Regions from separate parts of the Homo sapiens genome. Here region 1 is linked to region 2. A link is a contact called in ENCODE Hi-C or POLR2A ChIA-PET data. All regions are on one chromosome and are shown on one strand. The core of a region is the stretch at or near the end of the contact, and the rest is flanking DNA. Distances in the headings are between cores, read along the strand shown. Region 1 holds the start of LINC01366 (long intergenic non-protein coding RNA 1366). Region 2 holds the start of STK10 (serine/threonine kinase 10).

Region 1 (5,853 bases), core at 823-3,322, 1.9 Mb before region 2:
AGATACAGTGTTATCTCCCATATAGAGCATTTTCTGATCACCCTCCAGCAGCAAAAATGGATCCCTTCCTCATTTCTATCCCAAATGTGCTTTTGAGATCTGATATTCCCTCAGAACACCTAATATACTTTGATGCAACTACTTGACTATTGAGAAGGTCTCCCTCATTTCAAAGCAAACATTTGGATCAAAGAGACATCATTTTATTCATCTCTACATCCTCACTGGAACCTGCCATATAGTAGACACCATACATTCATACATACGTACATTCACCAACTCATTCATCTTCATCCATCCATCCATCTACCCATCCATCCATTCATCTATCTACTCACTAATCCATCTACCTACTCACCCATCCAACCATCCATCTACTCTTTCATCCATCTACCTACCCACTTGTCCATTTAACCATCTACTCATCCATCTACCCACCCACCTGTCCATCCATCTACCATTTTATTCATTTACCTACCCATCCGTCCATCCATCCATCTACTCATCCATCTACCCATCCACCTGTCCATCTACCCACTCACTCATCCGTCTACTCACCCACCTGTTTATCCATCCATCTACCCACCCACCTATCCATCCAACAAATATTTCTGAATGTCCTCAATGTCCCAGCCATTTCTCCAGACTCTTTGGATATAGAGAAGAACAAGAAAGAAGAGGCCTCTGCTCTCACTAGCCCTACATTCTAGTGTCTGTTGCAGGGTCAGTGAGGGGTGGGTAGGGGGTCACAGACTACGGAAATAAACAAAGTAGGTGAGTGAGAAGTACTGTAAAGTAAATTAACAGAGCAATATCCCAGAGGGTACTACTTTAAAAGGAATGGTCAGGTCACCTTACAAGAAGGTGGCCTTTGTGATGAGTCCCAAATGATAAGAAAGGAAGCAGCCAAACAAAGAGAGACAGAAAGTCCTGATGTGGGAATGAGCTTTGTGTGTTTGAGGAACAGAAAAGAACAGAGTAAGCAGAGGAGAGGACAGAGATGAAGGCAGGGAAGTTAGGGAAAGTGTAAGAACTTGGAAAATACAGGAAACTCAGCAACAGCCAGACCTGATTTTGAATCCTTTCTCTAGCATTCATCTCTACACGTATGACCTTAACCAAGTCACCGCACCTTTCTTAGCCCCCATTTCCCCATCATGGAATGGGGACACAAGTACCTATGTCATTGGGCTTAGGGGAGAAAGTTCGGTAAAATGTCTGACACATGATAGATTTTGACAAACATTATTTCCTCTTCTTTTCTTGCTTTAAACATATAATGATGCTGTTACCTTAAAAGTTAGGTTATGCCATTAGAAGGCGCCTTTGTTCTTTGCTCTTGTTCTACCAAAATGAGAAAATGGCAAAAATCGCAGGGTGGGTCTCAGTTCTCCATTTTGTTAATATCCAAGTTGATATTTCCCTTTTGCGACAGTAACAACAACATGCAAACCAAAAACTGAAACAGCTTCAGTTCTGTGCCCTCAGGATCCAGCGTGGGACTCGTGAGAACCCTCCAGAGACAGCCACATTTCGAAGCAAGTGGCACAGGCTTTGCAGAAGGCACACTGGGCCCCTCTCAAAACTCAAGCAGCAAAGATGATGAGAGAGCTGCAGACTTCGGGGCGTGGAGGATGGGACTAAGCCGCAGAGTGCCTTGTCTAACATGTTTTAGGAAGCACCCTTCTCTTTCCCGACTCACATGGGGCAGCTATAATAATTCAGCTTCACGTGGCTGAATTATTTTCTGTTTTCACTTGGTTCTTTTTTTCTTCTCCTTTAAGAAAAAAAAAGTCCAAATAGGCTTTGGGCCACACTGGACTACCTAGTAAGGGGGATAGATGATCTAGATGATTTGAGAGCTGGTTTTCTGAAAAGCCAGGGAGCTCTGGTCTTGAGAAGACTCAGTAGCCAGGAAGCTGAGGAACACACACACACACACACACACACACACACACACACACAAACACACCCCTTCCTGGCTCCAGTTCCGCACCACCCCACACCCCCAACACCGGAAGTAGATTTCTCAATAGGCAGGGCTGGGTATGAGTCACAGGCAATTCCGTTTTGTTTGGGACCATGAGACCTCCCACTCCTGGGGCCAGAAGGAGTTGCTGAGAAGGAGCTGTGGTTCTGACCTTCAGGGGAATTCCCACGTCTGTATGGTGGCTCGTGAAGAGCATGGTTCCTTTTCTCAGCCCTCTTGAGGGGCGAGGATGCTGAGGACTGAAGTCGGTGGGGCTTGATGCATGTGGTGTGTGGATGGTGTGGGGAGGTGGGGAAGGAGGACTAACATGAATGGTGTGAGGTCTTTCAGAGGGGTCTTCCCAAGGTCACATAGTTGACGGGGGGTGAGTACTCACACTCGTGCAAAGGTGGGGGATAGGAAGGGAAACTGAGGCCATTAGTATTTGGCACCATAGCTGGTCTCTGAGGCTTTCAAATGTTCCCCCAGGAGGTTCAGCCTCTGTGGGGAGAAGCCAGGGGAACCCCATGGCACATCCCCAGCCCTGCCTGCTACCCGCCTCTGCCATCTCCCCTTCCCCTGGGCTATGAGGGGAGGTAATGAGACCTGTGACTCATACAGTGCTCTCCTTTTCCCTCCTATCAGCTCAGACTAAGCAGAGAAGTGGGCAGAGCTCTTTCACCAGAGGTGGAGGGGCCTGTTGGGGAGGGGACCCACCAAATCCTTGGGGGTGGTTCTCAGCTCCCCGGAGATAGGGGAGATGAGACCTCAGGAAGGCTCTGATCAGGCGTCTTCTGTTCTCTTTCCTTTCTTGGGTGGGAATGATGCTTCCCACTTTTGTGGTCCACCTGCAGGCCGCCTTTCATCCTTCTTCAAGTCACAGAGAGACAGAGAGGAGGGGACGAAGGACGAGCCATGGGGTTTTGAAAGCAGGCACAGCAGCAGGGGTGCTGCCTCCAGGGGTCTGCTCTGCCAAGAGTTCCTGTCCCAGGTGTCTACAAAAACAGTCAAACTCTATAAAATACTTGGAGATTTATTCTGAGCCAAATATGAGTGACCAATAGCCCGTGACACAGACCTCAGGAGATCCTGCCCAAGGTGGTCAGGTTACAGTTTGGTTTTATATATATTAGGGAGATACAAGAAATAAATCAATACATAGAAAATGTACGTTGGTTTGGTCCGGGAAGGCAGGACAACTCAAAGCAGAGGCTTCAAGTCATAGATACATTCAAAGATTTTCTGATTGACAATTGGTTGAAAAAGTTGTATTATCATCTAAAGACCTAGAATCAACAGAAGAGAATGTCTGGGTTAAGATGAGAGGTTGTGGAGACCAGGGTTCCCATTATGCAGAGGAAGCCCCAGGTAGCAGGCTTCAGAGAGAATAGGTTGTAAATGTTTCTTATCAGAATTAATTCTCTCCTGGAGCACGAAAAGGAAGGGGATTCTCTTCGAAATATAGATTTTCCCCACAAGAGACAGCTTTGCAGGACTATTTTGAGATACAGCAAATAAACATAACTTGGGGCAAAATACTTTGATTTTTTTTTTTCAGGGCCTGCTCTCTGTCATGTGATGCTATACTACAGCCAGGCTGGAATTTGGTGTCTTATTGCTACAAAGAATCAGCTTTGTCAATCCTAAGGTCTGTTTTAATGTTAATGCTGGTCAGTTGTGCCTGAGTTCCAAAAGGGAGCAGGAAATAATGAGGCACGTTCGACCCTCCCTTCCCACCACGGTTTGCACTAGTTTTTCAGGTTAACTTTGGAAGGCTATTGGCCGAGGCGAGGGGTCCATTCAGATGGTTGGGGGACTTAGAATTTTATTTTTGGTTTACACAGGTCACTGAGAGGCTGCCAGAGGGCCATTTTCATGACCAGAGGGATCTGTTCAACACCCTGTGGGTCCCAGCACCTATCTCAGGAAGCAGGGTGCATCTGTCCACCACCAAGTCTCAGGGTGGCTGGGTGAGCGCTCATCAGTCCCAGACAGCAGGTTGGCACAAAACGACACTGCCCACAAAACCACAGGAAGAAGAGAAACTCCGACTGTCTTTCAGCACACAGAAGACACTGTACTGGACCCGGACATTAGGCAGACACCCACGCCTGACTTTCAGGAGAAAAGAGAACATGACTAACGGATATTCTTAGTAGATGGTTTATTAGAAAAGAGAACATCTTCCAGCATGTGTCCTGGGGTGATGGGTGTGGGAAGCACTCAGTCCATAGTCCTGGTCCCTGGCTTCCCCAAGCCCAGCACCATGAATGTACAGTGGAAAGCAGAGGGTGCAGCGTCTCAGAAAGATGCTTCCACTCACAAGGATTGGAGCTCACAAGTGAGCTCCATAACCTGCAAACCAGAGAAACCTGAGACACTGCCCCTTGGCCATTTTATCAACGGAGACTTTATTGTGATTATCCCGGCAGGGGGCCGAGCTCTCCTCTCTGCAACAGGAAATGCTCTTTAGTGAAAATGCAGCATTTCTCCAAGGGTAACAAAGCTGAACGCCTGCTTAGCTTATGAACCCTCAGTTGGCCTAGGTGGTGCAAAGACCCTGCTGTTACTGCTTTGATCATCAGTACTGTGGACTGTACCAGGAGATCCCTGGGAATGTGCTCTGGGCGGAAGCAGCTTTTATCTTTGGCCCTCACCCATGCTTTATATGGTGAGGTTGGGAAAATGGCACAAGGCTTCTCCTGAACCTCAAATCAACACCCTTGCCCCATTTAGATCCTATCTGGCTGTTTCTTGCTAATATTACTGCATCACTGCACCATCTTTCCTATTTCAGCAAAGTGGAGTCATGTGTGGTTTATGGGGTAGATGGACCCCAAAACTGATAATATGAATCAAGCTATGGTGTTTACTCCCTAGGAAATGCACAATTTTTCTGGAAACCTACAGAAGCTTCAAATGCATTCGCCATGCAAAGCTAAGTCAGCAGAACAACCCGTTTGGCTTTGGAGGCTAGTTCAGTTCCGCGGACAGGGAGAAAGATGAGGCAGACTGTGGTTTTTCAGTTCCTGGAGCTTACGGAGCTCCAAAGCTCCCTCTCTTCCCACCCTGGCTGCACTGTTCTTAATTTTAGATAATACCCTGCCTTCTCGTATTGCTGCTGAGCTCCTAGCATCCTCAGTTTATCTGTCTGTGAAATGAAAAATCTAATGTTAAATTTTTTACCTATGGCATGAGAGAGATGGCTATGGCTCTTGTGAGCCTCTCTGCAGCCCCTCTTTTCCTTCAATCACCCTCTGTCTCTCCTGCCTTCTGCTTATTCTCTCTCTCCCCTCATCCCCACTTTCCCAGTGGGTCCTCTGTTCTCTTTTTTTTTTTCTTTTTAAATCTCTCTATGCCTCCAGCCGAGAAGATAAAGAGTGTACATCTTTCTGGTTAAAAAGTTTTGCTTTGCAGAAACACAGCCAATTTATGATTCTGGCCTTCCCAGCTAGGGACAGTGTTCATTTACATTTAGGACCATGAGGAGAGAGGCTTAGCTGTGTGTTTCTGAGGCCGGAGAAAATTACAGTGATATATAACAGTGCTGCACTCATAGAGGTGCTGAGCCGGGGTTGGGCTCAGGCGGCCGCTAAGCTCAGAGTGGAAAGTTTCAGAGGGGAGGCAGAAAGGAGAGGTCTATAGCTCCTCCAGATTCTAGGTATTAATTTACTAAGATATTCCTAAGCCAGAAAACAGAGACAGAAGACAAAGAGAAAGAGGGAAGAAGAGCAAGACAGAGAGTTAGAGAGAGACAAAGAGAGAGAGTTAGAGACAAAGAGAGAGTGGAGAGGAGAGAGAGCAAATATTGAAAGGAAAAGGAAAAAGAAAGAAACCTGACAGCTCATGAACTTTTTAAAAAGTTACAAATTAGATTTGAAGAG
Region 2 (5,787 bases), core at 1,987-4,486:
TTCCACGTGCTTTGGAGAACCAAGAGGAGACAGTATCGATTGTGGATCGGATGAGTTCCTTTGTATGAAACTTTCAGAGTAGCAGGGGAGTCTTAAGGGACTAAAGCAGGAGGAAACACAACTGAAAATGACAAGGGGAAATCTTACCAGCATGAAAGCAAAGTTCTGCGTTTAAGTTTAAAGGAAGATGAACCCTGTGAAGCCAGGACACACTGCGGGGAAGGGGACAAGAATGCAATTGAAAGCCCCTAACGGAGAAAAAAAAAAGCCCATATGTTTGTTTTGTTTTGTTTTGTTTTTGAGACAGAGTCTCGCTCTGTCGCCAGGCTGGAGTGCAGTGGCGCTATCTCAGCTCACTGCACCCTCCACCTCCCTGGTTCAAACGTTTCTCTTGCCTCAGCCTCCTGAGACGCTGGGATTACGGGCATGCATCACCATGCCCGGCTAATTTCTGTATTTTTAGTAGAGACAGGGTTTCACCATGTTGGCCAGTATGGTCTGAATTTCCTGACCTCATGATCTGCCTGCTTCAGCCTCCCAAAGTGCTAGGATTACAGGCGTGAGCCACCACGCCCGGCCCAAAAAACCCATATGTTTAGCATACGCTAAAAACACCAACTGAACCTTCTGGAGAAAGTGGGTCCTGTGGTGAGCTGACCACAGGGGTCCAGCTGCCCTCACAGTAGTCAGAGCACAGCTGCAGGAGCAGGCTCTGTCTAAGGCAGTCAAGGACACTGGCAGTGTCCAGAGACAGTTGCAAGGCTGAGGATCGTTCTCTGGTGCCACCAGGAAGAAGATGCAGCTCTGAGGAGAGTAAAGAAAAGACGTGCTGAGGACAGGGTGAGCTGGCTGCCCTCAAATATGGGCAAGGCCCTCAGGCAAAGGAGGACAGCAAGTCGGGGCAGTCCAAAAGCACTGCCTCTCGGATCACAAGACCTCTCCCTACCCCATAACAGGAAGTGTGGGCTCAGAGGGGAGGTGGCAAGGAAACAAAACAGGCACCAGGCCAGGCACAGTGGCTCACGCCTGTAATCCCAACACTTTGGGAGGCCGAGGTGGGTGGATCAACTGAGGTCAGGAGTTCGAGACCAGCTTAGACAACATGGTGAAACCCCGTCTCTACTAAAAAAACAAAAATTAGCCAGGCATGGTGGTGTGTGCCTGCAATCCCAGCTACTTGGGAGGCTGAGGTAGGAGAATTGCTTGAACCCAGGAAGTGGAGGTTGCAGTGAGGGCCGAGATCAAACCACCGCACTCCAGCTTGGGCAATAGAGTGAGACTCCGTCTCACAAAAAATAAAAATAAAAAAAGACACTGAGTGGGCCTGGTTGGTCTCAAAATTGCCACCGCTCCAGGTCAGGCAGGGTGGCTCACCGCTGTAATCCCAACACTTTGGGAGGCTGAAACGAGCTGATTTCATGAGCTCAGGAGTTCATGACAAGCCTGGGCTACGTGGCGAAACCCCAAGTCTACAAAAAATACAAAAATTAGCCGGGCTGTGGTGTGCACCTGTAGACCTAGCTACTCCGAAGGCTGAGGCAGGAGAATTGCTTGAGCCCAGGAGGCAGAGGTTGCAGTGAGCCGAGATCGGGCCACTGCACTCCAGACTGAGCAACAGAGGGAAACCCTGTCTCAAAAAAAAGAAAAGAAAAAAGAAAAAACGCCACCACTCCAAGCCTCTAGGGCAGTACTTCTCAAACCTATTTGCTTAGGAATCACCTGGGATCTTATTAAAACGTAGACTCTAATTCAGCAGGTCGGGGCTGGGCATGAGATTGTTCACTTCTGACAAGCTCCCAAATGATGCTATTATAACACCGGTCATCTAGGAACTACTTCGGTAACTAGGCGATAGACCACTTCCAAGTCAGAGGAGAAGGCCTGGAGAAGCCTTCTCTGTGGTCCAGCCTCATAGAACGGCAATCCTAGGGTCAGAGTGCCCTACAAGCTACAGGAGCCCCAAGGAGGAGGATAGTGGCTTAGAAGAGAGGTGCTCTCCTGGAGGTATACACCAATTTAACAAGTGGGCGTCTCCCAGTAAAAATTTTCTTAGGGGAAAGGGGGGAGTCAAGCTGTAGGTGTTGGCTCCCTAAAACAACTCACCACCTCAGAATTAGCTCCCAGGAGCAGAAACCAACGTCCTGCTGCCACACTTCTCTAGACTCAATCAGCTCTGCCCCACCCACTCCACAAAAGCTCTCTGCCGCGTCTTCCTCTAGGGGAGAGGTGACTGCAGGCTGGGAGACTCCCCAGCTGTGACTCAGACCGACGGAATCAAATCTGTTCCCCCAGGCTCAGCATTCACCAGATCCTGACCTCCCCCTCTGACCAGCCCCAACCCACCTTTCCAAGCCCCACCTCTCAGTCCATGGGCCACCCCTCGCCCACCCCACTTCCCTGTCTCTGGCTCATCTTCAGATGTGTCCCTAGCTCCCAACCCGTCCAAGCGCAGCCGAGTTTCTCGGTCCACATCGCCTCGATATTCCCACAGCATCTGTGGTCTCTCTTAAAAAAAAAAGTGTGCCCGTATCGCCGTTTTACGGAACGTCCCTGGAAGGTCCCTCGAGTGGCCCTCTCGGATGCTGAGGTCCTGTCAACGCCCCTTTGTCTCCCCGTGCGGCGCCGAGCGCAGTGCAGGACACACAGGAAGTGCTCCGAAACAGGGCTAGGGTGGGGGCGGCAACCGTGCCCGGAGGGGGCGCCCAGAGCGCAGGGACTCGGCCGGGCCGAGTGATGTTCCCCCCAAAAAACAAGAGTCATCGGGATGAGGGCCAGGGACCCCGAATTCAGCGCCGGGCAGCCCTCGGAGCCGGAGCCAGGCTGGCCGGGTCCGGCTCAGGCATCCCTTCCTTCCGGAGCCCCTCGACGCGCGTCCGGCCACCCACCTCAGCGCCCTCACCTTGTAAACCTTGCCGAAGGCGCCGTCGCCCAGCTCGCCCACGATCTCCCACACCTCGTTGGGGTCCAGGTCGCGGCGGACGTGCTCATATTCGCGGGACTTTCTCTTCTCGAAGGTAGACAGGCGCAGGATGCGGCGGAAATTGGCAAAAGCCATGGCCGGGGGCGCGGTGGCGCCGGCTCGGGCTCGGGCTCGGGCTCGGGCTGTGGCTTCGGCGGCCGCGAGGAGAAGGAGGAGGAGTTGGAGGACGCCGCGTCTCTCGGGGTTCTCCCCAGACCCGCCTTTCCCCGCAGCCCGACCTCGGTCAAGTGTGCCCTGGGCAGCGCCGCGCCGGGAGCACCCGGAACCGCGCAGGCGGCGGCGTGCCCGCCCCCGCCCCCGCCCTGTCAGGTCCCCAGGGCCGCCTCCCTTGTGCCGGCCTCGCAGCTCCTGCCCGGCCCAGCCCTGCCTGCGAGAGCCTCGGACCCGTTCCAGGGGACCGTCCCCGCGCCCGCCCACCGGCCCGGCTCCACCCGCCGCTCCCCGGCAGAGCCCCGGGACCCCCTAATTGGCTGCGGGCGCTCCCCGGCTCCGCCCGTCGCCGCAGGGCACTCTGGAAACTGTAGTCCCCCCACACCACGCTCCGCGAGCCGCGGGCTGGGCTTTGGGGAAGCTTCGGGGACCGCTCGGTGGGACCGCTCATGGACTCAGGAGCCCGCCCGCCGCGCCGCGTGGCTCCCAAAACTTTTATGGGAGCAAGCGGGACGGCGACTTGGCATTTCGCGAGAGCCCACGGATCGTTGTCAGCGCCCAGAAGGTGAACCTGCACTCGTTCATTTAATCCTCCCGCAGCTATTCCGCTAGGCTGCCCTCGCCCCCACTTTTCCGATGGGGACGCCGGCAGGCGAGGGCACTCGCCCCAGGCACACACGCTGGCTGCCCGTCTGCTGCGGGTTCCTCGGCGCGGTGCTGCCTCCTAGTGTGCGACGGGCAACGCCGGTGCAGCCGCGGCCAGTCCCTGCAGGGCCCGGCTTCCCGGCGCGGTCCTTTCCAGGGGCTCCCCGTCCACGATCCACAAACCTGCCAGGATTAGAGGGCTGGGAGAAAGAGCTCCTTTGGCACTGATTTCTCTTATGTTTCCTGATGGGTTTGCGGATGTATTTGCATATTAAATAAAAACTTTATTCTAATTTTTAATTTCCTAGTTTCAAAAAAGATGAGCGCACTACATACAGATCAAACTAAAGTCTTCTTTGAGCACCTTCATTCTCGATCCTGGCTACTTGAGTCACTTCACTGCTACTGTTGCCTGTTTGTCCTATAGACGGTTATAACATGCTTTTACCTGAATCTAAGGAGAGTGCTGGGGGTGGGGGGGGGGGGCGGGCAGTCTGCAAGGGTTATTATTTGGACCGTGTCATAAACAAGTTGAGTCTTCGCAAATGTCACAGTTCAATAGCTCCAACCCCAGAGAACGGCTGTGTTGAGGTGTTTTCGCCCCTTCCTCGGTGCTTTGTTCGAAAACATCCTTTGAACAGTGTGCAAACACCAAGCATGGTTTTCCACTGGGAAAGCCAGCTCAAGAAGCCTGCGATGCTGGTAGTGGTCGGCGCAGAGGGTGTCCTGGTTGCTAAGCCGTTCGGAATGTTTCCACAGCTGCAGGAGTGCCTGGAATTGTAGAGGGTCTTTAAAAGAAGGAAACGCCGCTCGTCGCTGACCGTTCTCATTGAGTCAGGCGCTGTCTGAACCTCCCAAAACATGCTGAAAGGCAGGTCTTTCATTTGTTTCAGACCATTTGGCCAACTGTACGAAGCGGGTGGGGAGACCAAGAGGGTTGCTTCCATACTAGGAGATGAAGGCTCTGACTCCACGAAAGCTGTAGGCCTGGAGGGCTCTGACCAGCTCTGAGAGCTCCAGAAAAGCAAGCAAGCGAGAGAAAGAGAGAGAGAAAGGAAAGAGAGAAAGAGAGAAAGAAAGAAAGAGAAAGGGAAAGGAAAGGAAGAAAGAGAGAAAGGAAAGAGAGAAAGAGAGAAAGAAAGAAAGAGAAAGGGAAAGGAAAGGAAGAAAGAGAGAAAGAAAAAGGAAAGGAAGAGAAGGAGAGAGAAAGAGGGAGGGAGGGAGGGAAGGAAGGAAGGGAGGGAGGGAGGAAGGAAGGGAAAGAAAAACGGAGAGGTTCATTCATTCAATAACACTAAGTCAAAGAAGCCAGACACAAAAGGCCCTGTGTTCTATAAATTTCCATTTATATGAAATGTCTGGAAAAGGCAAATCCATACAGACAGAAAGTAGATTAATGGTTGCCTGGAGCTGGGTGTGAAATGGGAATTAACTGTACATGAACAATAAACAGTCTAATTGGGGTGATGAAAATGTCCTAAAACTGCACAATGGTGACAATTTCATAATTTGGTAAATTTGCCAAAAATAATTGAATTTTAAACTTTCATTTTTGTAAATGGATGAATTTTATGTGTAAATTATACCTCAATAGCATTGTAAGAAATACATTGAGGTTCAATAGAATCAAAGCTACTTCTTTGAAATAACTAATAGACAAGACTAGTCAAAGAAAAAGAAAAAAAGGGTCGGGCACGGTGGCTCACACCTGTAATCCCAGCATTTTGGGAGGCCAAGCTGGGTGGATCACCTGAGGTTAGGAGTTCAAGACCAGCCTGGCCAACATGGCAAAACCCCAGCTCTACGAAAAATACAAAACTTAGCCGGGCGGGGTGGTGCACGCCTGTAACCCAAGCTACTTGGGAGGCTGAGGCAGAAGAATCACTTGAACCCAGAAGATGGAGGTTGCAGTGAGCCGAGATCGTACCATTGCACTCCATCTAGCCTGAGCAACAGAGCAAGACTCCGTCTCAAAAAAAAAAAGAAAAGAAAAAAAAAAAATTGGTGCAAGA

The links. A loop is a pair of places that touch in the nucleus more often than their neighbours do. ChIA-PET counts read pairs that join two places held with the same protein, here RNA polymerase II (POLR2A). Pooled maps may share reads with other maps.
Region 1: a loop to region 2 is called in a map of naive thymus-derived CD4-positive, alpha-beta T cell, with 6 times the contacts of the local background. The contact joins the promoter of LINC01366 here to the promoter of STK10 in region 2. A Hi-C loop is called at or near these places in 1 of 168 maps with a recorded cell type or tissue (naive thymus-derived CD4-positive, alpha-beta T cell) and 7 of 50 pooled maps. POLR2A ChIA-PET finds 5 or more read pairs at or near these places in 1 of 52 experiments (T-cell).

What each region holds. Positions count from the first base shown.
Region 1 is chr5:170,329,321-170,335,173 of GRCh38, forward strand. LINC01366 (long intergenic non-protein coding RNA 1366) reads left to right here and starts at 2,073. Exons shown (of 2, transcript NR_108025.1): 1 at 2,073-2,257; 2 at 3,814-5,780. RefSeq lists enhancers at 1,376-2,575, 2,140-2,309, 3,375-4,224, 4,141-4,190, 4,225-5,072.
Region 2 is chr5:172,184,988-172,190,774 of GRCh38, forward strand. It overlaps STK10 (serine/threonine kinase 10), which reads right to left and starts at 3,237. Exons shown (of 19, transcript NM_005990.4): 1 at 2,900-3,237. The coding sequence starts at 3,055. RefSeq lists enhancers at 1-19, 1,060-1,109, 1,380-1,429, 2,090-2,169, 3,222-3,997 and silencers at 2,630-2,709, 2,840-2,889, 3,190-3,549.